3 separate regions of the Mus musculus genome follow, and regions 1 and 3 are each linked to region 2. The links are chromatin loops, found by intact Hi-C in ENCODE. Cell type or tissue: heart. All regions are shown on one strand.

Region 1 (8,000 bases), 69 kb before region 2:
CATCTTTATTGTACTCAGTCCAGTCCACTAGCAAACACCAAACATGAGTCAGAAGCTGCAGTCCAGTTTACTCAGCAGACACCACACATGAACCAGCAAGGGCCATCCAATCCAGAAGAAACTGCAAGGCTTGCCAATTAGCCCAAGTCCAAAGAAGCAACGAGAAGCCAGCTTCAGGAACCTCATCTCTCTCTCTCTCTCTCTCTCTCTCTCTCTCTCTCTCTCTCTCTCTCTCTGGTGTCACCACAAGTGAAGCTCAACAATGCAATGTAAGATGAACCAATGCATGCATGCGGTCAACGAACACTAGCAAGGTGAGCGAAGCCAATCAGTGCTCGAGCTCCCACGTCTTCGAGGTCATACTTACATTCTTTCTAAACACCATGCGTCCTTTCACGTGTCTGCTATGGCAAAACATCTGACTTAACTGACTTTCCAAAGAAGCCAGAAGTCTCCACTTCAGACTTATCCACTGCTTTTACCGTTTTCAATGCCTGCGATGCTCTCTTCCATGTGTTGTTCTGTTTGTGAGTCACATTTCTGGGGCTTTGTTTGACATCCTACACTTTTCCCTTTTAGTTTTATTTCAGCTTGGGTTTTTTTTTAGTGATTCTCTTTCTACTTTTATCTGTTGTTAGGATGTCAGTTCACAGGAATCGGCAGCGGAATCCACTTGCAAACAGCATTCACAGGTCAGCAAGGGCAGCTCAAGTCAGTGGCAACCTTGAGGCTTTGCCAGTCGGTCGGAGTCTGCAGAAGCTGCAAGAAGCCATCAGAACACCACCAGAAGTTCTTTGATGCATTTCTCTTTATGAAATCATGATAAACATTGATCAGCATAGATGGCAAGGTGAACCAATACCACACAGTGCCCTCCACTGTCTGTTGGGTTATACTTATACCCTTTCCAAAAACCACATGTTCTCACAAGCATTCGCTCTGGCGAAACATCACATGCTCTTTTTCTAGGCAGCTTCCAGAAAAAAACACCATGTGTCTGCTTCAGCAAAATATTCTCCCATGTGTCTGCTTCAGCAAAAACATCCTGTCATTAAGACAGCTTTCAGAAAAACATTGCATGACACAATTGAGTCTCCAAAGGAACCAGAAATCTCCACCTTCAGATAACTTATAAGGAGACAGTTGTCTGAGTTCAGCTATCTCAAGGACAGCTTCTCCATCTTGCTGTCGGCTTCAAACTAAATTCAAGTTCCCAGGCCTGGGATCCAACTCCTATCCTGATTAGTGGAAACTCCCTTGCTAACCCCTTATGTCAAATATGATTGAGCAATGCCACAGTCTACCCTGCTTACCTAGCTTTACGGTTTTGTCCTTTAAATATGCTGTGCGACTTTCCTCCAGGGTTGCAGTTCAGCTCACGGGTCTGATCTCTGGCCCTGATCACTCAGTAGTGGCTTGATTACAATAATTTTGTCATCGCCTTGACCTGGTATTTGAGTTGTGTTGGATCTAAGCAGATTCCATAACATAGGAAAGCCTTAATCTGGGGCTGCAGCAGGAGGCAGAGTCTAAGATATAAATCTCTGAAAATCTTCAAAAGGAAAGAATCAGAACTGGAGCTGGAAAGATGCTTAGTGGACAAAAGAACTCACTGCCAGTTTAACAACCTGAGTTTGAATCCTGGGATCCACATGAAGAAAGGAGAGAAATGACTGCCATAAATTCTCCTCTGACCTCTCCATGCTCAATGTGGCACAGAAGCATGTGTGTCCACACACAAATAAACAAATGAAATAAAATGTTTTATAGATTTGCTTATGTATATGGGCATTTTGCCTGCACATGTCTGTGTACTGCGTGCAATGCCCGAAGAGGCCAGAAGAGGCGTTACATGGCCTGGAACTGGAGTTACAGGTGGTTGTGAGCTGCTATGTGGAGATATAAGTCACCAATTTAGGAAGAACTTAATTACAGATTTGTGAGATAGTCACACAATTCCTTTAAATTAAAAAAGAATGCATTTTCATCTTGTCACTTACCAGGCAAGCTGTGACAATTAAAATATTAACCGAGGGGGCTGGAGAGATGGCTCAGCAGTTAAGAGCATTGACTGTTCTTCTGAAGGTTCTGAGTTCAAATCCCAACAACCACATGGTGGCTTACAATCACCTGTAATGAGATCTGATGCCCTCATCTGGTGTGTCTGAAGAAAGCTACAGTGTCCTTAGATATAATAATAAATAAATCTTTAGGCCGGAGTGAGCAGGGCTGACCGGAGTGAGCAGAGGTCCTGAATTCAAATTCCCATCAACCACATGATATACATAAAATAAATTAAAAAATATTTTAAAAAATTAACCTAAAGGTTAAGGAGAGCTAGTAGAGAAAGGGGGAAATGGCAATTGAGAAAGACATTTTTAAAGGTACCATGACTGTAGAGGCTCTAATGAAAATCTTAGACTGAAACGCCCTTACTTGTAAAAGGGTAAAGTGTGTGCAAGACGTAGGCCAGGTGCATATGCATCCTGCTGGTTGGTTTTTACCATCAGCTTGGTACACACTAGAGTCATCTGGGGAGAAGGGTCCTCAATTGAAGAATTACATCCATCAGATCGGCTTGTGGGACTGTCTCTGGGGCATTTTCTTGGTTTCTAGCTGATATAGGAGCGGCCAGCCCATCGTGGGCGGTAACAAACCTAGGCAAGTGGGCCTAGGTTACATGGAAAGCTGTCTGAGTGTGGGAGAAGAGGCAAGCCAGTAAGAAGTGGTCCTCCGTGGTTTCTGCTTCAAACTTCTGCCTTGAGTCTCTGCAATGAAGTCCCTCCATGATAGATCGTGACCCCTCTGCTGTCTGCCCCTCATCTCTCTGACACCCTCTTCTGGTATGTCCGAAGAGAGCGACAGTGTACTCATATTCATTAAAAGTAAATCTTTTGTTGTTGTTGTTGTTGTTGTTGTTTTTTCGACACACGGTTTTTCTGTGTAGCCCTGGGTATCCTGGAACTCACTCTGTAGACCAGGCTGGCCTTGAACTCAAAATCCGCCTGCCTCTGCCTCCCAAGTGCTGGGATTAAAGGCGCGTACCACCACTGCCCCGCAAAAAGTAAACCTTTGAAAAAACAAAACAAAAAACACCTTGTCCTAACACGGGGTTTCCTCTTTACCTTTTTAAACCGCCATTTCCCTGTGCACCACGTCTTTCTCCCCTCTACCCAGAGGCAGTCCTTTGCTGTGCTGTCATCATCCTGTCTGTTGTGACCCCCCCCACCCCCCTTCTCCCTCATCCTCTATCTCCTGTCTTTGGCTCTTATTCCCTGCCCTTTGAACTTTGGGGCAAAACCCCTCTACGCTAAGAACTTGGTCTTGGGTATCTTGCGCCAATACTGGCCTTTTCACAGGCGTGTGTAGTGAGTGCCTTTACCTCTTGAACTATCTTGCTGGCTATTTTTTGTTCCGATTTTAAATTTTTAAATTAAAAAATGTTTGTTACTTGCTCTGTGTAAACCATAGGATGGTTTGTCCTCAGCTCTCTCCTGCCACCTTGTGGTTGCAACAGAAGCTGCACGGACTCTATACCACTACTTACCTCTGAGAAGAAAAACTTTCTGATCTTTTAGCTTGCGGGAAGATTAAGGGATGGAGCTTCCTGTGCAGTACTGTGCAGAATCCTAGCTCAGCCTCATTTTTCTTTACGCTGGGATCAGAGATAACACTGCCTCACTAGGCAAGGCAGTGGCCGGCCCCGTGGACAGCATTTACGAACACCGTCCCTCCCCCCAACCCCAAGGCACACACACTCATCGTCTTACTATGTAGTCCGGATGACCTGGAACTTGCTATGTAGACCAGGCTGGTCTCGAACTCACAGAAATCCGCTAGCTTTTGCCTAAGGAGTGCTAGGATTAGGAGTGTGCTTGGCTACATTTTCTCTTAAAACTTCATTTTGCACTTTTTGCGGGAGTACACTCAGGTGTGCCACAATACATGTGTGGAGGTCAGAGGAAAATAGTTCTCCACCATGTGGGTACCGGAAGGTCGATCTCAGGTAGTCTGACCTGGCAGGAAACGCCTATACTCGCTGAGCCATCTCATCAGCACAAACTATTATTTTGCCATTTACCGATTCATACGTAAAATAATGTATCAGTCATCTTTCCGCTGCTTAAGAGGATAGATGATAGTGGCTGAGGCCAGGTGCGATTCAGGATTCAAGTTTATCAATTAGAAGTGGGGAAGGCAGCCGGGCATGGTGGTGCACGCCTTTAACCCCAGCAGAGGCAGAGGCAAGTGGATTTCTGAGTTCGAGGCCAGCCTGTTCTACAGAGTGAGTTCCAGGACAGCCAGGGCTGTCTCGAAAAACCAAAAAAAAAAAGTGGGGAAGGCTTTTCAGTGCAGAAAGACCCCACTGTCTGCTCTGGAGCGCCATGAATAAACTGTGGCAAATACGTTCCTCTCCTACTTCCAGCAGGACTAGCATAGGGGACGCCCAGCCAGAGACGATGGGATCCTTAGCTATCCGGTGCTCTCAGAGTCTTTCTGGCCTCACCCGTCAATCAAGACCACGGGGGCGGAGCCTGAGCCTGGGAGCGAAGGCAAGGTGAACTGTCCAATGAGCACGCGCGGACCGGCTCCATCGCGGGATCTGGGTTCCTCACCCCGCCCCTGCAGGGATTTGATTGGGCGGCTGGCCGGGCTGTCCCGCCTTCGTGGGGCGGTGACTGTCACCGCCAGGCGCCGAAGGGACCGGACTCCTACAGGCCTGCAAACGGTGAGTTGAGGGTCTCGAAATACGAGCGGAGGAGCTGTTGAAACCGGCTGGGGCGGGACTCGCGCCAGCTTGGCGTCTGCGCCATGGACGCCGCCGACTCCGTTTGTCTGGCTGGTTCGTTTTCGGTTCGGCCGGGTTCCCCCTGTCCTGTCTTGCCCCGCTCGGCTCGGCTCGGTTTTCTTCGGCTCGGCTCGGCTCGGCTCGGCTCTGTCCCTCCGTCGGTCAGAGACTGCAGCGGGCTCGTTGCCCCTTCTGGTCCCCGAGGCGACTGCGCCCAAGGGATGGCGCTGTCTTCGGTCTGTGCATTGACCGCGGGTGGCTCGTGACCTGGCCCCAGGTTCTGGTGCTGGTTCCCAGCCAGTCCTCGTATAGAAAGCCTCACTCAGATGTCTGAAGCGAACCCGGATTTGTAGGTCGCATTCCGCTTCCCCAGTTCACAAAAACATTATCAGTCCACCTGTCCTTCATTCTGTTTTTCAAATTGCTTACTTCCCAAAGTAATTCATGACACTTGTAGTGTTTTAAGCATGGTCTGGCAGCCGTTCTTTTGTCACTGCCTCCTCAATACTGATACCTCTGATGGGGGTCACTATAGGCAGTTTTGGAGGACACTCCTTTTTTTAAAGGCTTCTTTCTAGCCGGATGTGGTGGCTTGGGGAGGCTGATGCAGGAGGATCACAACGTTCGAGGCCAGCCTGCCGGTTCCAGCAATCCTGTCTCTAACCTACTCAGTGCTGGTACTGGCTGCTTCCCCATCCTTTCCTCTCCCTTCCCGTCGCCTGCCCTTCATCTTGTCATCTTGCATTTTTCTCATACAGTTAAAAGACCTCTCGCCTGCGCTGCGAGGGACACAGGTGGTGTCTGCAGTCGCTGGTAACCGCTGCGTGTGACGCGGAGGCTGAGGAGCCGGCACCTTCGGCCTGGGACCCCTGGACTTTCTGCGTGCCCTTGGGAAGCATGCCTGGGTGAATGAGGAGTCGGGACAAGGGGAAGATAAGACAAGAGCGCACCCGCACGAGAACAGAACTTTTCAAACAACTGAGTTTTCTTGAGACAGTTAACCTTTTAAGAAGGGAGGAAGATGATCCGGTCCCTGCCCACCATGACCGTCCTCATCCCACTGGTCTCGCTGGCAGGCCTGCTCTACTCCGCCTCCGTGGAGGAAGGCTTCCCAGAGGGCTGCACCAGCGCCAGCAGCCTGTGCTTCTACAGCTTGCTCTTGCCGGTCACCGTGCCTGTGTACGTGTTCTTCCATCTGTGGACATGGATGGGCCTGAAGCTCTTCAGACATAACTAGGGGAGCCGAGGCCCCTCCTGCTCGGGCTGCCTGCGGAGTGGGGCATGGCCGGAGGTTCCTGGCTGTTGCAGATTCTTTTGTAGCTGAAAAATACTTTTCAATAAAATGTCTTATGGGAGAGGAACACGACCAGCCTTCATCCAAAGACTGTTTCTTCTAAGATTTGTTCTTAATTGTGTGTCTGTGTGTGGGTATGCGCATGTGAGTGTGGGTGCCCAAGGAGGCCATGCAAGTGATGGGTCCCTGGAGTTGGGGGTACAGGCAGTTGTAGGCTACCGGAGCTGTGTTCAGATCATCCATAAAGGATGCGAGTTCATGTTCTTAGCCCCTGAGCCATCTCTCTGCCCGCCTATTGCCTTCTCATTTAGTTCTGGGGAACCTCAAGCTGTGAGAGGCAGACCTTGTCCTCCTTACCTTCCTGTCTCTACCTCCTGAGTGCTAAACTTATAGGCAAGAGCTCCACATCCATTCATGTGGTGCTGGAGGAACCCAGGGTTTCAGGAACGCCAAGCCAGCACTCTGCCAACCAAGCACCCAGGCCCTAAGGACTGTCTTTTTTTTAGCCCATTCATTTAAAAGTTAGTTGTTTGGAAGCCAGGCAGTGGTGACACACACACTTGGGAGGCAGAGGTGGATCTCTTGAGGGTCCAGGCCAGCATAGTGAGACTGTCAAAAATAATTTGGGATTTTGTTTCCGCTTCAAGGTCAATGGTGAAGTGTTAGGTTTGACTCCTCCCAGAGGAGCTGAGTGGAGTAGTGCCATATATAAAAACCAATATCTGGAAGCTGGACATACCAAGCCTGGGTCTGCGGCTGGGCAGATGGCTCAGCAGTTCCTTGGACCAGCTGCTCTTAGTCCCCAGGTTGGTGACTCACGACTGCCTGTAACTCCAGTTCCAGAGGATCAGACCTCATTCTGGGCACCTGCAGACCTGTGGCATGTTTATTCATGCACACACACATTAATAAAAAAATTGTTTTACAGAGGAAAGAAATCTGACTTTATAAAGTTACTTTTGTATTTTTCTTTTAGGTTTATTTATTTTATTTAGATGAGTACACTGTAGCTGTCTTCAGACACACCAGAAGAGGGAGTCAGATCTCATTACAGATGATTATGAGCCACCATGTGGTTGCTGGGAATTGAACTCTGGACCTCTGGAAGAACAGTCAGTGCTTTTAACTGCTGAGCCATATCTCCAGCCCAGTGTTTTGTTTTGTTTTGTTTTGTTTTGTTTTGTTTTCTTTCTGAGACAGGGTTTCTCTGTATAGCACTGGCTGTCCTGGAACTCACTCTGTAGACCAGGCTGGCCTCGAACTCAGAAATCCACCTGCCTGCCTCTGCCTACCAAGTGCTAGGTTCTTGGATTCTTTTTTGTTTGTTTTTGTTTTTGGAGACAGGGTTTCTCTGTGTAGTCCTGGCTATTTTGGAACTCACTTCGTAGGCCAGGCTGGCCTCGAACTCAGAAATCTGCCTACCTCTGCCTTCCGAGTGCTGGGATTAAAGGCGTGCACCACCAGCGCCCGGCTAGGTTCTTGGATTCTTATTCAAGGAATAAAAGCCCATATACAGATTTGCAAAGTTGCCAGGAAACTTAACTCAAAGCCAAGCTATAGGTCAGGCATGCAGATATGTGTCTATGAGGGTGTATTAGTCAGGGTTCTCTAGAGCACAGAACTTATGGATAGTCTCCATATAGTAAAGGAATTTATTGATTACTTATAGTCTGCAGTCCAATTCCCAACAATGGTTCAGTAGTAGCTGTGAATGGAAGTCCAAGGATCTAGCAGTTACTCAGTCTCACAGCAAGCAGGCGAAAGAGCAAGAGTGAGACTCCCTTCTTCCAATGTCCTTATATGGTCTCCAGCAGAAGGTGTAGCCCAGATTAAAGGTGTGTTTCACCACACCTTTAATCCCGAATGACCTTGAACTCTGAGATTTAATCTTCTGGAATCCATAGCCACTATGCCTCA
Region 2 (8,000 bases):
GAGCTTGAAAAGCACTGTAGAAACCAATATTTGGATGAGCTCAATAAACAGGAGGAAGAGATTTGGCAAATTTAGACAAGCTAAAAATATGAACATTAATTACCCTGACTGTTCAGCACCTTTGTGTTCTCAGGCTAACACTGTGGCCACATGTTTTTGCCCAGGTGAGCTATGATTTGGAGGCTTTTCTCAGAGTTAAAAGTTAATATATAACTTGCTTTTGCAGACAATGAACTGTGACTTTGTGTGTGCATTGTGTTTTCTGGTGACATAGCTACATGAAGCTTTGTGGGAAAAATAATGGGTTTGAGGAAAATAATGAAAAGGTTTTTGATGATGTATTATTGTATAACAAGGAAGTGTGTAACCAATAAAAGACTGAGGTGAACTCAGAGAAAACCAGAGAGACAGAGAGAGAGAGACAGAGAGACAGAGAGACAGACAGAGACTGCAAGCTGTCTCCAAGCACAGCCTCAGGACAACAATGGGTCACCTGTCAGCTTGCATCTGCATCCTTGCCTGAGACCCTGATTTCACTCTGTCCCAATTCTCCCTTCTCAAGACCCTGGGAACGACTGAGGCTGGTCCTTGGTAGGACACCTACAAACTGCAGACGTGAGACTAAAAGCATGGGGAAGTCACCTACTCTTAGGCAGTTTCTCCCAGGTTTTCTCAGAGCTTTTGTATTGGACAACTCCTTCAGCCTGAACACGGTGAACTTCAGCTGATGAAGCAGAATGAGCTGCACGGAGCATGGCACAGCCTGCTCCTTCTGGCTCCATTCCCACGTAGTGAGAACCTGAGAAAAAAAAAAGAAAGAAAGAAAGAAAGAAAGAAGAGAAAGAGACAGAGAGAGAAAGGAAGGAAGGAAGGAAGGAAGGAAGAGATTGGGGACGCACGTGGTTACAGAGAATCCCAGATGTCATTCTTGATGAAGGACTCATTTCTGGGGAGGTGTATCCTATTGTTAGTAGATACTAATGCTTAGTTATTCCCATAATACATAACAGTGTATTACTTATACTGTTTTTTTGTTTTTGTTTTTTTTTTAAAGATTTATTTATTTATTATATGTAAGTACATTGTAGCTGTCTTCAGACACACCAGAAGAGGGAGTCAGATCTCGTTACGGATGGTTGTGAGCCACCATGTGGTTGCTGGGATTTAAACTCTGGACCTTCGGAAGAGCAGTCGGGTGCTCTAACCCACTGAGCCATCTCACCAGCCCACTTATACTGTTTTTAAAAGACAGGTTCTTACTGTGTAGATTACTCTCTATGTAAACCAGGCTGGGCTGAAACTCTCAGACCTCCACCTGCCTCTGCCTCCTGAGCGCTGGGTTTGATAACACCGGATGATAAAGTTGCTGTCAGTATTCAGATGTCAGGTAGGTGTGTAGGTACATACCAATAATCTCTAGATTTACCGATGAGGATAATTAGGAGTTCAGGTACACAGCTACTACATAGATAATTGGAAATTTGAAACTACCCTTGGCCACACGAGACTCTGTCTAAATCAATCAGTCAATTAAACAAAAGCCCAAACAAAATGAAAATCAGAGCAATCCCCGGGTCCTAAGGGAAGGAAATATAGAGAAGGACCACCAGAAAACATTCCCGAGATGATTAAAAGAGCAAATATTTAAATACATATGGAAATCAGAATAATTGTAGAGTTCTAGTTTGTTTTAAAGTGGTTCACACAAGTTTGTATTCGCAGTATTTGGAGTCAGAGGCAGATGAGGGTTCAAGGCCTGCGTGGGGTATACTGAGAGTTCCAGGCTAGCTTGAGTTATATAACAAACCCTGTTTCATAGAGAAAAGAAAGGAATGAGAAAATAAAAATGAGTGGATATGGTGAGTATACTATCTACACAGGATGGAGTTTAACACTTTGGGGTAGTTATTATCGCAGCCTTTTTAGTCACGCCGAGATCTATTTGTTTGGATACAAATTTGTTGACTGACACGATTCTTACTTTTTTGTTTTTTAACCAAAATGTCTACAGTACAAAAGTCTCGTGAAGGTGAGGACCCTACACAGTTCCCCTCAGATCCTAGCTCACTACTACATTGGGCTCAGCCAGGAACAAAATTCGCAGTAAGGATTGCACTGTGTAAGTGTGACACAGACCCCGCTGACAGGCCTCACACAGCAGCAAACCGTTTCATAAGCCAGTCACTTCACATACATCCACACAGACGACTGTTGAACTGTGTGGATGGTGGGGTCTCCAAACCCAGGTTCTGACTGAACGGGGTGACCTTTGTAAGTTCTTATTCAGGATGTATATGCTGCATGGATTCAACCATTGTGCTGCCATCAGCTTCTGTTTAGGAAAGGTTTTTCCTTGTGAGTATCAACAAACTCAAGCCACAATTCCTCGCTTTGCTGTGCTCTTAAATGGATACATCTGGACAAAATGGGCAATGTTAGTCAGTTCATTTCATTAAAACATGTGTAAGCACAGTATCATAGCCTACAAATACCCAATGGAATGGAGGTAATACGCATATGTGGGGCACATTATACAAGCCTTTAAATTTTCCTACATTACTAATGCTGAGATTCACCAGAAAAAAACCCAAACTCCACCATTTTGAGCCAAATTTGAAGTAAACTTTATTAAATATTGACCAAGAGATGGACTTTGGTTAGAACCACTTATTTCCTGTAATTTCCCAGCTGAAAGTGGGCCCGGGTCACGTGCTATAGGCCAGGGTCACGTGCTATAGGAGTTTGTAAAGACAAAACCCATAGGCTACCCTCTACTTTCTTTGCCATGGGGTTTCCTTATTTTCCAGGAACTACAGCTTACAGCATTCCAGGAAGGTACCTGGTCCCCAGGCAGGTGGGGCTTACACGTTAATTTGGGATATTACAACATGACAGATTTAAAATGTTGTTGGTCTTCTATTTGGTTATTATACTCTGAATGTTAATACAGAATGAATGAAAACAGTATAATTACACATCTGCATGAAAGGGCCATAATGCAACTCATTACTCTGAGCATTAGCCGTGGTTTTAATAAAAAAGTTTTGCAGTACTGTTTTAAATTTTGTGTTAAAAATTGCTTCTCGGGCTGGAGAGATGGCTCAGTGGTTAAGAGCACTGACTGTTCTTCCAAAAGGTCCTGAGGTCAAACCCCAGCAACCACATGGTGGCTCACAACCATTCTTAATGAGATCTGACGCCCTCTTCTGGTGCATCTAAAGACAACTACAATGTACTTAGATATAATAATAAATAAATCTTAAAAAAAAAAAAAGAAAAGAAAAGAAAAAAAGAAAAGAAAAAAATTGCTTCTCAGCGGGGCGTGGCGGCTCATGCCTTTAATCCCAGCACTCAGGAGGCAGAGGCAGGTGGATTTCTGAGTTCCAAGTCAGCCTGGTCTACAAAGTGAATTCCAGGACAGTCAGGGCTACACAGAGAAACCCTGTCTCGAAAAAAACCAAAAAAAAAAAAAAAAAAATGCTTCTCATGTAAAGCCCCAGAGGGGCTTTACCTGCTGGAAGACCCCAAGTGAGACAAGATCTATGTTTATTTTTTCTGGTGCGCAGGGATCGATCTTCAGCAGTCTCTCAAGCAAGAGACAGGGGGCGATCCCGGTTCTAGCTTACAAGCACCGTATACATTTTTTTTTTTTTTTAGAGGGCAGATTACAGTAACAGCTTCTAGGCACTTGGTGATGGATGGCTAGACCTTTTGTCTGGTTGGCTGGGTGATATCGGGTCATCCTTGGAGAGTACCTTCGTTCCCCAGAGGGCCCAGGTAGCCTTCAGCCAGCACTTTTTTTTTTTTTTTTTTTTTTTTTTTTTTTCTGGTATGTGTTTTGTCAGAGTCGGTCTGGGTTGGGTCAGAGTTGCTTAATCTTATCATTTATCCACAGGTCAGCACCCCCCACCCACCCCCCGCGCCACACACACACACAGAGAAACACAGAGACACACACAGAGACACATACATCACATCACAGTAAGAAAACTTCACGGGAATTAAAATAAATTATTGTGATACCGTTTTTCTGTCCGCTAAGACTTTCCGTATGATCAGACAGCCTTATGCCCTTTGCTACGCCCCGCCTTCCGTCATCGATTGGTGACTTTGACTGTCACTCAGGCCCTGTGACAGGACCGCTCTGAAATGAGGAAGTGGGGTGGATTTAGAAAGTTCAGAGGAGGTCTGAGCCTGCCATCTTGGGTCCTGTGGTCCCCAGGCGTCCGTTGCGGGAAGTTGTGCTGGTGGCGGAGACCGAGTCACAGGACGCTCCCAGTCCCATCATGGTGAGCTCGGCGCGGCGTCCCTGTGGAGCCGGTGTGGATGGCTGTGGGATGGGGGCTGGGCGGGCTCAGGGCACCCCGGAGCGTCCTATCGCGCCCCGACCATGCGTGGGGACTCGAGCTGGCTGCAACGCCCTGCACAGCTCTGCCACCCACAGGCAAGAGACAGGAATGCCTGACCGCTGGGTCGCTTCAGCGCCGGTGTCACACTAGGAACTCTGGGCTTCCGTTTACCTGCAAGGTTGGGATGGGGAACTCTGCGCCCTGTCTGGAAACTCTCGGAAGCTGGGTGCAGGGAGCTGGGTCTAGTAGGGGTGACTCTCCATCTGTCTGTCACTCTGGGATAGGCCTGTCAGTGTCCTGGCTGTCACCAATCAGGAACTTTATAGACTTGGGAGATGTTGATAGAACCCATCCTTAGGATGGATGAGAGACTAGTGGGTCTGAAAGGATCCCCGAGGATTAAATATTTTTGCGCATTAATTGGAGGAAGTGGGGAAGATAAAAATTCAGTTCCTTGTCCTAAACAGTAGTTTTAAAGTATCTGATAGACTTAATCTTAAAATTGCTGAGGTACAGGAATAGCCACGCATTGGATGTGTGTGGTGCAGACTGTGACGTGGTACCGAGGAGCAGAAGGCAAGGGGGAAGCAGTATGACTGTGAGATCTCTTCAGGCCCTGAGTTGCTCTTTTTTTTTTTTTTTTTTTTTTAAGATTTATTTATTTATTTATTATATGTAAGTACACTGTAGTTATCTTCAGACACACCAGAAGAGGGCGTCAGACCTCGTTACGGATGGTTGTGAGCCACCATGTGGTTGCTGGGATTTGAACTCGGGACCTTTGGAAGAGCAGTCAGTGCTCTTAATCGCTGAGCCATCTTGTAGGACCCCAAGAAGGAGCCCCCCACTCAAGTCTCAGGTCGCGGGGTCACCCAAAGAAACATGAGAGACCTTCTTGAGGCAGCTTTAATGGCCGAGCTCCGGGTCAATCAATACGTATCTCACTCAGGAGACAGAGGAATCGACCCTGAGACTCAAAAACTCAGGGTTTTGATAGGGTAGGGTCTAGGAAGAATTGGCGCGGTAGTGAGCAGAGTAGTACCGGGGCGTATAAGAATTCTAAAGCCGGGGGCTTATCAGAGTCGACAATGCATCTGGTTAATGTTTCAGCTTTTAACTATGCTCTCTATAGAAAGGGGGGCAAGCAGGAGGCGCCGGGCTGCCAGATGGTCAAAGAGTCAGCCAAGATCGTCAGAAGCAGTTCCTATTCCCTCCCTTTCTTTACGACCGGGAGACCTGGGAGACCTAGCTTCAAGACGGACTCGGGCATGCCCGGGCTAGTTTTCTTTGCAGTCTCAGTCCCAGGCCTTTTTAGTTTAAACCTTTTATTTTATTTAATTTCCTTTCATTCCCCTCTTCTTCTGAAGAATAAAGATAAAAAAATTACTGAACTCTTCCTCACCCCAGAGCCCGACCCCTCCCATCTAGAGATTGTTCCCAGAACACTCCTGAACTCTTCACCCCAGAATGCATTCCTGAACTCCTCACCCTAGAGTTCGAACCCTCCCAACTAAAGACTGTTCCAAGAACATTTTTGAGATAAGGGCCTCCTGGAACAACCTCAGAATGAACCGGGTACATTGCCAAATAATAGGATATGACCCCTTAGTTACGTAGAATTCCCTTGGCAGAACCCCTTAGTTATGCAAACTTGTACTTTCCCTGCCCCGCTCTCCCCCCTTGAGTTTTTCCTATATAAGCCTGTGAAAAATTTGGCTCGAGGTCGATTCTCCTCTACACCATACTAGGTGTATGAGTTTCGACCCCAGAGCTCTGGTCTATGTGCTTTCTTGCTGTTACTTTATTAAATCTTGCCCACTACATTTTGAGTTCGGTCTCAGTGTCTTCTTGGGTCCGCGGCTGTCCCGAGGCTTGAGTGAGGGTCTCCCTTCGGGGGTCTTTCACTTCTACTAAGTAATTCTAATCTTAGAATTTCAGAAGTCTATATCTCTATGTGGAGAGTAGAAATCATACTCTTTTTCTATCTTAACTATAGGTTGGTATTGATGCTGGAGGACCATAAGCTATACTGTATCTTTAACATGGGAACAAAAACAGAATAAGGTATCGTAAACAGGACTAGGCAGGGACCCTTCTAGGGAGGCTTGAGGGTCTCTGGCTGGAACTGGTGAGATGTCCTTGGGGTACTCGGCTCGTTCCTTGTAGCCAGTTGTGACCAGACTTTTTTCTGCACGACCTGCAAGCCTTTTAACTTAGCACACAGATCATTATTATAACATAGGTTTAAACGCATCATTTAAGACAGTGATGGGCATAGGAGCCCCTTAAACGATCTCAAAAAGAGTATGACTGAATCAAGAGGGAGTATTTCTAGTTCCAAATAGGGGAAGGGGAAGGAACACCAAGTCTGCGCCGGTCTCCATGATTAATTTTGTCAAGGTCTGTTTTAGAGTTCTATTTATTTTTTTTTATCTGTCCTGAGCTCTGAGGTCTGTACACACAATGCAATTTTCATTTGACCTCTAAATACTTGGCCACACCCTGACTTACCTGGGCAACAAAGGCAGGGCCATTATCTGACACTATTGCTTTTGGCACTCCGAATCTTGGAAAATTTTCTTTAATAATCTTCTTGATGACTATCTGAACAGTCTCATTTTTACAGGGAAAAGCTTCTATCCATCTTGAGAATGTTTACAAAAACCAGAAGGCATTCATATACATATTTTTCTCAGTAAAGTCTTATTTCCCAGTAGACACCAGGTCTGTTTTCCCAGTGTCCCTGGATCTACTCAGGGCGCCACGGTCCTCTACCCCTGCGTGGTGTATGACCGTGGGCCCGAGAGCGCTCTTGAATTAAAAGTCCTCTTGCAGTTTGCAACAAGACTTTCTCGTGAGTGATTTAGGGTGTCGCCTCTCCTGAGTCCTCACGTTGTGAGGTCTTTCAATCTCACCAGCCCCGAGTTGCTTTTTTTTTTTTTTAGATTTATTTATTATTTTATGTAAGTACACTGTAGCTGTCTTTAGACACACCAGAGGGCATCAGATGTCATTACGGATGGTTGTGAGCCACCATGTGGTTGCTGGGATTTGAACTCAGGACCTGTGGAAGAGCAGTCAGTGCTCTTAACTGCTGAGCCATCTCGCCAGCCCCGAGTTGCTTTTTTTTTAAGGCAGGGTTTTAGTATGTAGTTCTGGCTAACCTGGAACTTAATATGTAAACTAGGCCAGCCTATAACCCACAGAGACCACCTGTTTCTACCTCTGAGCAGGATTGCAGGAATGCACACATACCTTGCTTTTCATTTTTGACATTTTGCTTTATTGCATTTATTTATAAGGGGGTATGCTATAGTGTGCATGTGGTGGACATCAGTCTTGGTGGCAAATACCTTTTCTAGCTTGGCTGTAAGACCCCAACCCTCGATCCACTAGTGATACTTCGAGATGCCCCCGAGTGAGACACTGAGACACAGATCGATGCAAAAGCAAGAGGCCTATTTTCCGGCACATCAGGATCAACCTTCAATTAGACCCTCAAGACAAGTGACTAGGTGACCCCCGAATGGCTATTACACAGTTTTTATAGTTTTTAGGGGGCACAGGTTACATCAGCAAGGTTACAGTTTAAACTTATTGGCTAAGCATATTGACTTTTAAATCTATTGGCTAGCAAGCATGGGCAGATCA
Region 3 (8,000 bases), 140 kb before region 2:
GTATTAGATAGTGAAGTCCCCTTCCCCTCAGCCCTTGTTAACATCTTGGGTTTCTTCCTAGCATCCATGCCTATTTCTCAGCCAATCATGAGATGGCTTTCAGTGTCCACAGTGTCTGCAAAGCTGAGGATGCAGACAAATGCCCTGGGAGCACAAAGCCTGCAGATTCAGGCTTAGTGGAAATATGTCCGCCCTTCTGCAACTTTCAGGTGATAGCAACAGCTGCTGGTCTGAGGATATGCAATTGGACCGGACTCAGGCTGTGACTCGGTAATACAGACCTGGCCTAGACTCCTCCAGTGAGCTGCTGGCCCCCGTGAGCCTCTGCTAGGGGGCTAGGAGTGTGGCTCAGTAGTAGAGCCCCTGCCTAGAATGCCCCAGTTAGAGGCTGAGGGTGTGGCTCATGGTATGTACTTGCTTGGTATAGTTAGATGAAAAGAATCTAAAACCTTGCTTTGCAAATTGTGTTCCAGGACCTGTAAAATATTGGCTCTAACTGCATGAGAATCTGCATTGTAATGCCCATAGGTGGCTCCAACTTGTATCAGTGTCGTGAGTATTCATGCTCATGGTTCCCTGATGCGTTTGCCTCCTACAGAAGCACAACTCTGGTACAAAGCAGCCACCCCAAACTCCATTCAGGGAACACCAACTGACAGCACTTTTGTTTACAGTGCTTCTCTGGAGGTAGCCAGTAGCACCAGTGCTTACTCCAGCCACAACGTAGGAACCATCCAGCATTCACTGTGTCCCTATTCAATCCATCCGAGTTCTGAAGATGGCTTCCAAATCTATCCCTCTTGCAGGTCACCACAGCAGTCCGTGGTCTACTCTCCTGCATACGTTTTTGCCCTCTCTCTTCTGCCCTCCCAGTTACTTCCTTCCATTGCAAAGGAAAGCTTTTAACAACAGGAGCTAGGTGAGCTTGAAATGTGGCTCCATTGGTAAAAATGCTTGCCCTGAAAGTATGAGGACCAGGGCTTGAGCCCTACATACAAAGCGGCTTGCAATCTGAGCAGTCGGAGGAAGCAAAAAAGGGCAGGTCCCCGAGCTCGCTGCTAGCCAGCCTAGTCAGTGAGCTACATGTCCCACTGAAAGATCTGTCTCAGAGCACACGGTGGACAGCTCCTGAGGGACAACATCCAAGGTTGACATTTGTCCTTTGTACACGTGAACACATACTAACATACATCCCTGTACCCACATATGAACACATAAGATTGCTGGGTGGGATAGCACATACCTGTAATCTCAGCACTTGGGAGACCCCGGCTGGCAGACCTCTGAGTTTGAGGTGAGACGATCTATATAGGCATAGCAAGTTCCAGACCAGCCAGGACTACATAGGCAGGAAGATGGCCTCCAGAATCAAACCAGCTGGTGATAATTAGTAAGTCCCATGTCAGTCTGAGCTACAGTAAGGTCCTGTCTAAAATTTAAATAAATAAGAGTGGGGAGAGGAAATTTAGCTGAGAAAGGAACTTGCTGTTGGAACAAACAAAGCAAACCTAATGACCTGAGTTTAAACCCTGGAACCAACATAAGGTGTATGGATAAAACTCCAGAGCTGTCCTCTGACCTCCACCATGCACCAGTGCACATGTGCCCCACCTCCATACCATGGCTAAAATAAAAACTTCAAAGTAAATACACATCGGATGGAGTCCACCTGCTGTACCTCCCCTCTCTCTCATAACTCCAGCCACACTGTTTTGGTCTGATGCACCTCAGGCACGGGCTTTGAACTTTTTTTTTTTTTTTTTTTTTTTTGGTTTTTGAGACAGGGTTTCTCTGGCTGTCCTGGAACTCACTCTGTAGACCAGGCTGGCCTCGAACTCAGAAATCCGCCTGCCTCTGCCTCCCGAGTGCTGGGATTAAAGGCGTGTACCACCACGATTCTTTTACCCTCTGCCTACTACTTACTGTCTTGGTATATGCCTGTAATCCAGCACTCAGAAGGCTGGAGCAGGAGGATGTTCATGATGAATTCAAGGCCAACTTGGGGTACATAAAGAATCTTGTCGCAGGGAAAAACACATTGCTTGCAACAATCACTGTTTTGAATTATCTGTTATGTTTGTGGTTTGCTCAATTAGGAAATACTTTTTAAAATCTGTTTTTCTCATCTGATTTCTGTTTAAAATCTGGTTGTGTCTCCACTAGCTGGGCCAGTGCATGGTACATGGTAACTGCCCAACACCGACCAACGGAGTGGAACTAAGCAAGTTTCTACAAAACAGAGAGAAATCTGAACAGCCAGGTCGCGTGTGTGTATGCGTGTGGGCTGGCACGATTCCGGGTCTCTAAGAGGTCTCATTGGAAGGTTCCAATGCCTGCGTCACAGACAAGATGTGTGGCCCAAGTCCGCGGTCCCATCTGTGAAACGGACCGCCTGCAGCAAGAGGTGCCCAGCAACCTTTCCAGGCACGTTCCCAAGCCTGCACCCCAAAAGGTCACAGTGTCCCGACTCTGAGGCCGAGTTGAAGGTCATCCTCCCCGGCTCTACCAGGCCTGGAAGTGGACGCCCCGAATCCCAGACAGTCCCATAAACCTCCCACGCGCGACCCACCTACTCACGTGGCCAGCCGCAGACCCGAGCCGGCTCTGTGGGACCGCTGGACGCTGTCATGTTGAGCCACGGAGCTTCCGGTTACGAGTCGAAGGTGACAGCAAATCAGAAGAGCCTGTGACGATAGGTCCCGCCCTCAGGAAGAGATCCACCAATAGGAAGGGGGGAGACGCTGGTTTCTCCTCAGGAGCAGGCCCTGCCCCTCACTGAGCTCCAGAAGCCTGGAGACTTTGGATACCAGTACGGAGGCGCTGGAGCGGGTTCCCCGGCGTCCGTCCGGTCCAACTTTCTCCGCGGTGTGGTAAATTATTATTATTGTTACGGACTGGAAGCACCACATCCGGTTCGGAGCCCAGGGCGGCTTGCGTGCTAAGCAAGCACTCTACTGCTGTCAACTAAGCCGCAGCCCCAGTCCCGGAATGCATTTTTTTACTAAAGAGGTTTTTTCAGTTTGGTTGGTTGAGTTGTTTGAGTCAGGGTCTTGCAGTGGTGCTCAGCCTGTTCTCAAAACCCTGGATTCAAGAGATCCTCGGGGTTCAGCCTCCCGAATAGCTGGAACCTCAGCTGGGCAACACTGCCAACAGCTTTAACAGAATGTCAAGCTGTGTTTATTTTTACTGTGTGTTATGTGTGTAAGTCTATGTGAGCATGTTCGTGTGGGAGTCAGAGGGCAGCTTGGGGGATGTTCTTTCCATGTGGGTACTGGGGATGAAACCTGGGTCATCAGGCTTGGCTGCGAGCACTTTTAACGCCCTTTAATAAAAATGTTTGAAGTTTGAATTCATCTATGTGAAATGGCCATATAAGTACAACAAGGGCTACTGTGAAAAAGGACATGCATTCCTGACCCCCCTCTCTCCCTCCCCAACAGGGAGTCTAGATTGACTCTTTAGCCCACCCACACTGAGGGCTGCGAGGCCTATGGAGTGCATGTCTAGATGACTGGATCGCCGGGGAATTGTACGCATGTATAGAGGAGAGGGATTTTATACATGTATAAAATGATTGAATATAGGCTTTTATTGTTTTAAGTGCATTTTTAAACATTGTTGTATTTTGGGTGGCACATGTGGTGATAATTTACTAGAATCTATCCTTTGAGTCCCAGGGATTGAACTTGGGCCATCAGACTTGGCAGCACTTTACCCACAGAGCTGACCTGTCAACCCCATAAGTAATTATTTTTATTTATTTATTTATTTATTTATTTATTTTGTTTGTTTGTTTTTTCGAGACAGGGTTTCTCTGTATAGCCCTGCTGGCTGTCCTGGAACTCACTTTGTAGACCAGGGTGGCCTCGAACTCAGAAATCCGCCTGCCTCTGCCTCCCAAGTACTGGGATTAAAGGCGTGTGCCATCACCGCCCGGCAGTAATTATTTTTAAAACAAGGTCTTGTGTAGCCCAGACTAGCTTTGAGCTTGTGTGTAGCTGAATTTGATTTTGATCTGATCTTCCTGCCTCTCTTGTCCTGGGATTACGAGCCTGTACCACCATGCATTGTCTCTGTAGTGCCAGGGATACAGTCCAGAGCCTCTTACATTGTAGGCAGGTTCTCTACCAACTGAGGTGTAGCCCCAGTCCTTTTCTTTCGTCTAGACAGGGTCTTACTGTGCTGCTTGGCCTGGCTGACCTGGACCTCTTTATATAGACCTAGCTAGCCTTTGTTTATGGCTCTAGTTGGCAGTGTAAACCTGGGAGAGTGGAGCCTCAAAATGAGGCTGACTAAAGTCTCATGCTACAGCACATCAGGCAAGTTATACTCTGGGCATTAAGAAGCATCGCATGGGTAAGGTGTTCAATTGTAAGGGCACACGTGGCAAAAACATGTTTTCCCATAGAGGTAACATGAATAACAACAGCTGAAGCAAATGTACTGCTGTTCACTACCCCCTGGGGGAGTAGCACAGAAGCACATCCAAGAACAGTTCTGTGTTGTGAAAAAACTGAAGTCACAAGAGTCATGTCTGGTTTTCTTAAGAGCACCCAGAATTCTCACACAACTCCATCCTTGGACTGTGTTCCCACAGGCCTTGATTTCATGGAGATCTGCAGTGTAGTGTGTGCTGCTGCAGGAAGTGCTGCTCTAGACTTGGCCATAGATAAGCATCTTGTGCCACTGTGCTTGGCCACTACATTAACTATTTTTAGGTTATTAGGATACTAGCTGTATTAGTCAGGGTTCTCTAGAGTCTCAGAACTTATGTATGGGTAGTCTCTGTATAGTAAAGGAATTTGTTGATGACTTACAGTCTGCAGTCCAACTCCCAACAATGGTCTGCAGCAGCTGTAAATGGAAGTCCAAGGATCTAGCAGTTGCTCAGTCCCACAAGGCAAGCAGGCAAAGAAGATAGAGAGTAAATCTTCCTTCTTCCAATGTCCTTAAGTAGGTCTCCAGCAGAAGATGTAGCCCAGATTAAAGGTGTGTGCCATCACACACACACACACACACACACACACACACACACACACACACATGCACACATGACCTTGAACTCAGAGATCCCCTGTCTTAATCTTCTGGAATTCATAGCCACTATGCTTCAAGATCTCCCTGCCAAGATCCAGGTCAGAAACTTTTAACTCCCAGCCTCCAGATTAGGATCACAGGAGAGCCTTCCGATTCTAGATTGTAGTTCATTCCAGATATAGTCAAGTGGACAACCAGGAATAACCACTACACTAGCTATTTTTAGGATTACTATTATTATGTAGTCCAGGTTAGCCTCAAACTGGATCTGTAGCTAAGAAAAGGAAGAAGATGGGAAAGGAAAGTGAGCAAGCCCAGCACGCGCCTGGCATCCTAGAACTGGAGAGGTGGCGGTGGGAGAATCAGCAGTTCACACTCAGCCTGGACATGGTGGAGCCTGGGCTAGATGAGACCCTGACTCCACAAAAAGGACAGACTTTAACCCAGGTGTGACTTACGAGGTGATGCCACTGAGGGCTGATTGGGATACATGGAGTCATCAGAATGGGGACCAGTTATTGAGACCTGATGGCTTCATATAGAGAAGAGGCAGAGGCAAGCACACCTCTTAGAGCTGGAGACTAGCCTAGTTCACCTAGCCTTTCCTAGTCCAGCTAGAGCTACATAATAAGAAACCCTGTCTCAAAAGGTGTGTGTGTCAGGAGGACCCAGAGGACGTGTTCCCACTCCCCGTCTCTTGGCATGCAATGCTTTGCACTTACTGTGCACTCTGCCAGCAAGAAGGCATCACTCAGTGTTGAGCCTTTGAACCTCCAGAACATATGTTAAACTGAATGAATCCTTTTTTATAAAGCTACCCAGTCTTGGGCATTTCACTATAGCAACAGGAAACAGATTAAAGCACCCAGACAAGGCAGAGGGAGATCTAGGGCCTTGATTTGTCTCTGCCAACCCCTTACTGCCTAGTTAAGGCTGTCCAGTGAGAGATGATGTGCATGCTACTGACCTTTCTATGACCTTTTCTATGGCTTCTGCCTTAGTTACTTACTGTAAAAGTAGGGTGCTCTAGCTGGGCAGACCAGGGGTCAGCTCAGGGGACCAGTTACACTGCTACGACTTTCTCTTTGCCTTTGATGGTTAATTGTTTTTGGTTTTTGGTTTTTTGTTTGTTTGTTTTTTAAAGATTTATTTATTTTATTTTATGTGAGTACACTGTAGCTGTCTTTAGACACTCCAGAAGAGGACATCAGATCTCATTATGGATGGTTGTGAGCCACCATGTGGTTGCTGGGATTTGAACTCAGGACCTTCAGAAGAGCAGTCAGTGCTCTTAACCACTGAGCCATCTCCCCAGCCCCTAAATGTGTAGCCCAGGCTGGCCTCGAACTCATGATCCTCCTGCCTCTGCCTCCTTCAGCAAATCCTACTGGCATGTGCCACCACAACCAGCGGTTAATTTTTAAAAAGATTTATTATTATTATTATTATTATTATTATTATTATTATTATTATTATTATTGACTATGAATCCCTGACTAGCCTGGAACTTGCTATGTAGACTAGACTGGCCTTGAACTCACTGAGATTCACCTGCTTCTTCCTCCCAAGTACTTGGATTAAAGGCCTGGGCTACCATGCTCAGATAGTTTGATTATTTTTATGTGTGTGTGTGTGCGCGCGCGCGCGCACTTGTGTACAATGCCTGTAAAGGCCAGAAGAGGGCATTGAGTCTGAAACTGGAGTCACAGGCAGTTGTGAGCTGCCTGCCACATGGGTGCTGGGAACTAAACTTGCTCTTGCTGGCTTTGAAGGCACATGTGACACTTAAGTGCAAGCAAAACACTCATGCACATAAAACTTTAAAAAGAATAAAGTCTTTAAAATGAAAAGGTACCGTGGGGCTTAATGTGTAGTTCAGTGGTAGAGTGCTTAATCAGCATGCATAAAAGTCCCGAGGTTCAGTTCTCATGCCAGCCCCAGAGCAGTGAGGTAGTGGTGTGACCCATGTCAGTGCGTTTGCAACCCCAGAGCTGCCTTGGATTCCTGGGACTCGCGGGGGAAGGGAGAACAGATTCCCACATGTTTTCCTTTGCTCTTTTTGTATGTGTTTTAGCTTGTGCTTGGATGCACTCACACAAGTATATGAATGTAATAAACATTTAAAAACAAACAGGGCTGAGGAATGCAGCCCCAAGTGGCTGATTTAAACAAGTGCTTTCACTGACACCTGTGTCCCTGTGTCAGTCCTACGTGGTCTAGAACACAATAGTATATTTGAGGCCCCAGGTGTCCCTCTTTATCATGAGGTCCTTAACATAACCCTAGGAAAATAGTGGAGAGTGCTGGCAGACCTCCTGGCAGCCAGAGGACCATGCTTCCCATCACCAGCCATGAGTCACCGTGACAACACATACCCTGGGTATGACGCACACAGAAGGCATACTGTCACCTCTCCTGTGCTCTTCCCAAAACGCTTCAGTCAGGGCCAACTACATAGAGAATCACTGCTGAGGGGTTGGCACGGGGGTCAGGCTCACAGACGACTGAAGGACAACCAGTGGAGAGTCTATAGAGGCGTGAGACTGAAGGCACACTCTACTTGCCTATAATCCCCAGACTTAGGAAGCTGAAGCAGGAGACTTGTGAATTTGAGGCCGGCCTCGACTACATAATGAAATCCAGTCTCAACCAACTAAACAAACAAGCCAAAAAGTTCATTTATTTTTTTACAGCAGTTAACATTAAGGGCTGGAGAGAGAGCTCAGGAGTTAAGAACACTTACTGTTCTTACTCTGCTCTTGCAGAGAACCTGAGCTCAGTTTGCAGGACCCATGTGATAGCTTGTAACTCCAGCTCCATGGATCCAACCCTCTGAATACTGCATACACATACATACACTCATGTGTACATGCAAACACAAGGGAGCACATATACACATGTACTACTTTAAAAAAAAATGTTAACACTGGGGCTGGAGAGGTGGCTCAGCAGTTTCTTAAGAG

Evidence for each region. A loop is a pair of places that touch in the nucleus more often than their neighbours do. Peaks named below come from ENCODE experiments on the same cell type or tissue, not always from the same donor. Only the 100,000 strongest peaks of a DNase experiment are listed, where the experiment ranks them.
Region 1: a loop joins it to region 2, with 6 times the contacts of the local background. A loop is called at or near these places in 20 of 42 quality-filtered maps.
Region 3: a loop joins it to region 2, with 2.2 times the contacts of the local background. A loop is called at or near these places in 3 of 42 quality-filtered maps.

The regions. Positions count from the first base shown.
Region 1 is chr9:22,152,185-22,160,184 of GRCm38, forward strand. It overlaps Pigyl (phosphatidylinositol glycan anchor biosynthesis, class Y-like), which reads left to right and starts at 4,662. Exons shown (of 2, transcript NM_001082532.1): 1 at 4,662-4,729; 2 at 5,548-6,171. The coding sequence starts at 5,811. The coding sequence ends at 6,026. In heart, CTCF peaks have their summits at 3,512 (motif pointing left), 4,748 and 5,003; DNase peaks (open chromatin) are centred at 3,637, 3,747 and 4,657; H3K4me3 peaks cover 2,416 bases; H3K27ac peaks cover 1,524 bases; H3K27me3 peaks cover 347 bases.
Region 2 is chr9:22,221,544-22,229,543 of GRCm38, forward strand. It overlaps Zfp809 (zinc finger protein 809), which reads left to right and starts at 4,169. Exons shown (of 5, transcript NM_001164624.1): 1 at 4,169-4,289. The coding sequence starts at 4,287. In heart, CTCF peaks have their summits at 3,591 and 4,442; DNase peaks (open chromatin) are centred at 4,148 and 5,518; H3K4me3 peaks cover 1,991 bases; H3K27ac peaks cover 1,246 bases.
Region 3 is chr9:22,082,780-22,090,779 of GRCm38, forward strand. Ecsit (ECSIT signalling integrator) reads right to left here and starts at 2,648. Exons shown (of 9, transcript NM_001253897.1): 1 at 2,578-2,648; 2 at 1,244-1,429. Gm16845 (predicted gene, 16845) reads left to right here. Exons shown (of 3, transcript NR_040407.1): 3 at 2,164-3,352. In heart, a CTCF peak has its summit at 4,453; a DNase peak (open chromatin) is centred at 2,692; H3K4me3 peaks cover 1,780 bases; H3K27ac peaks cover 1,671 bases.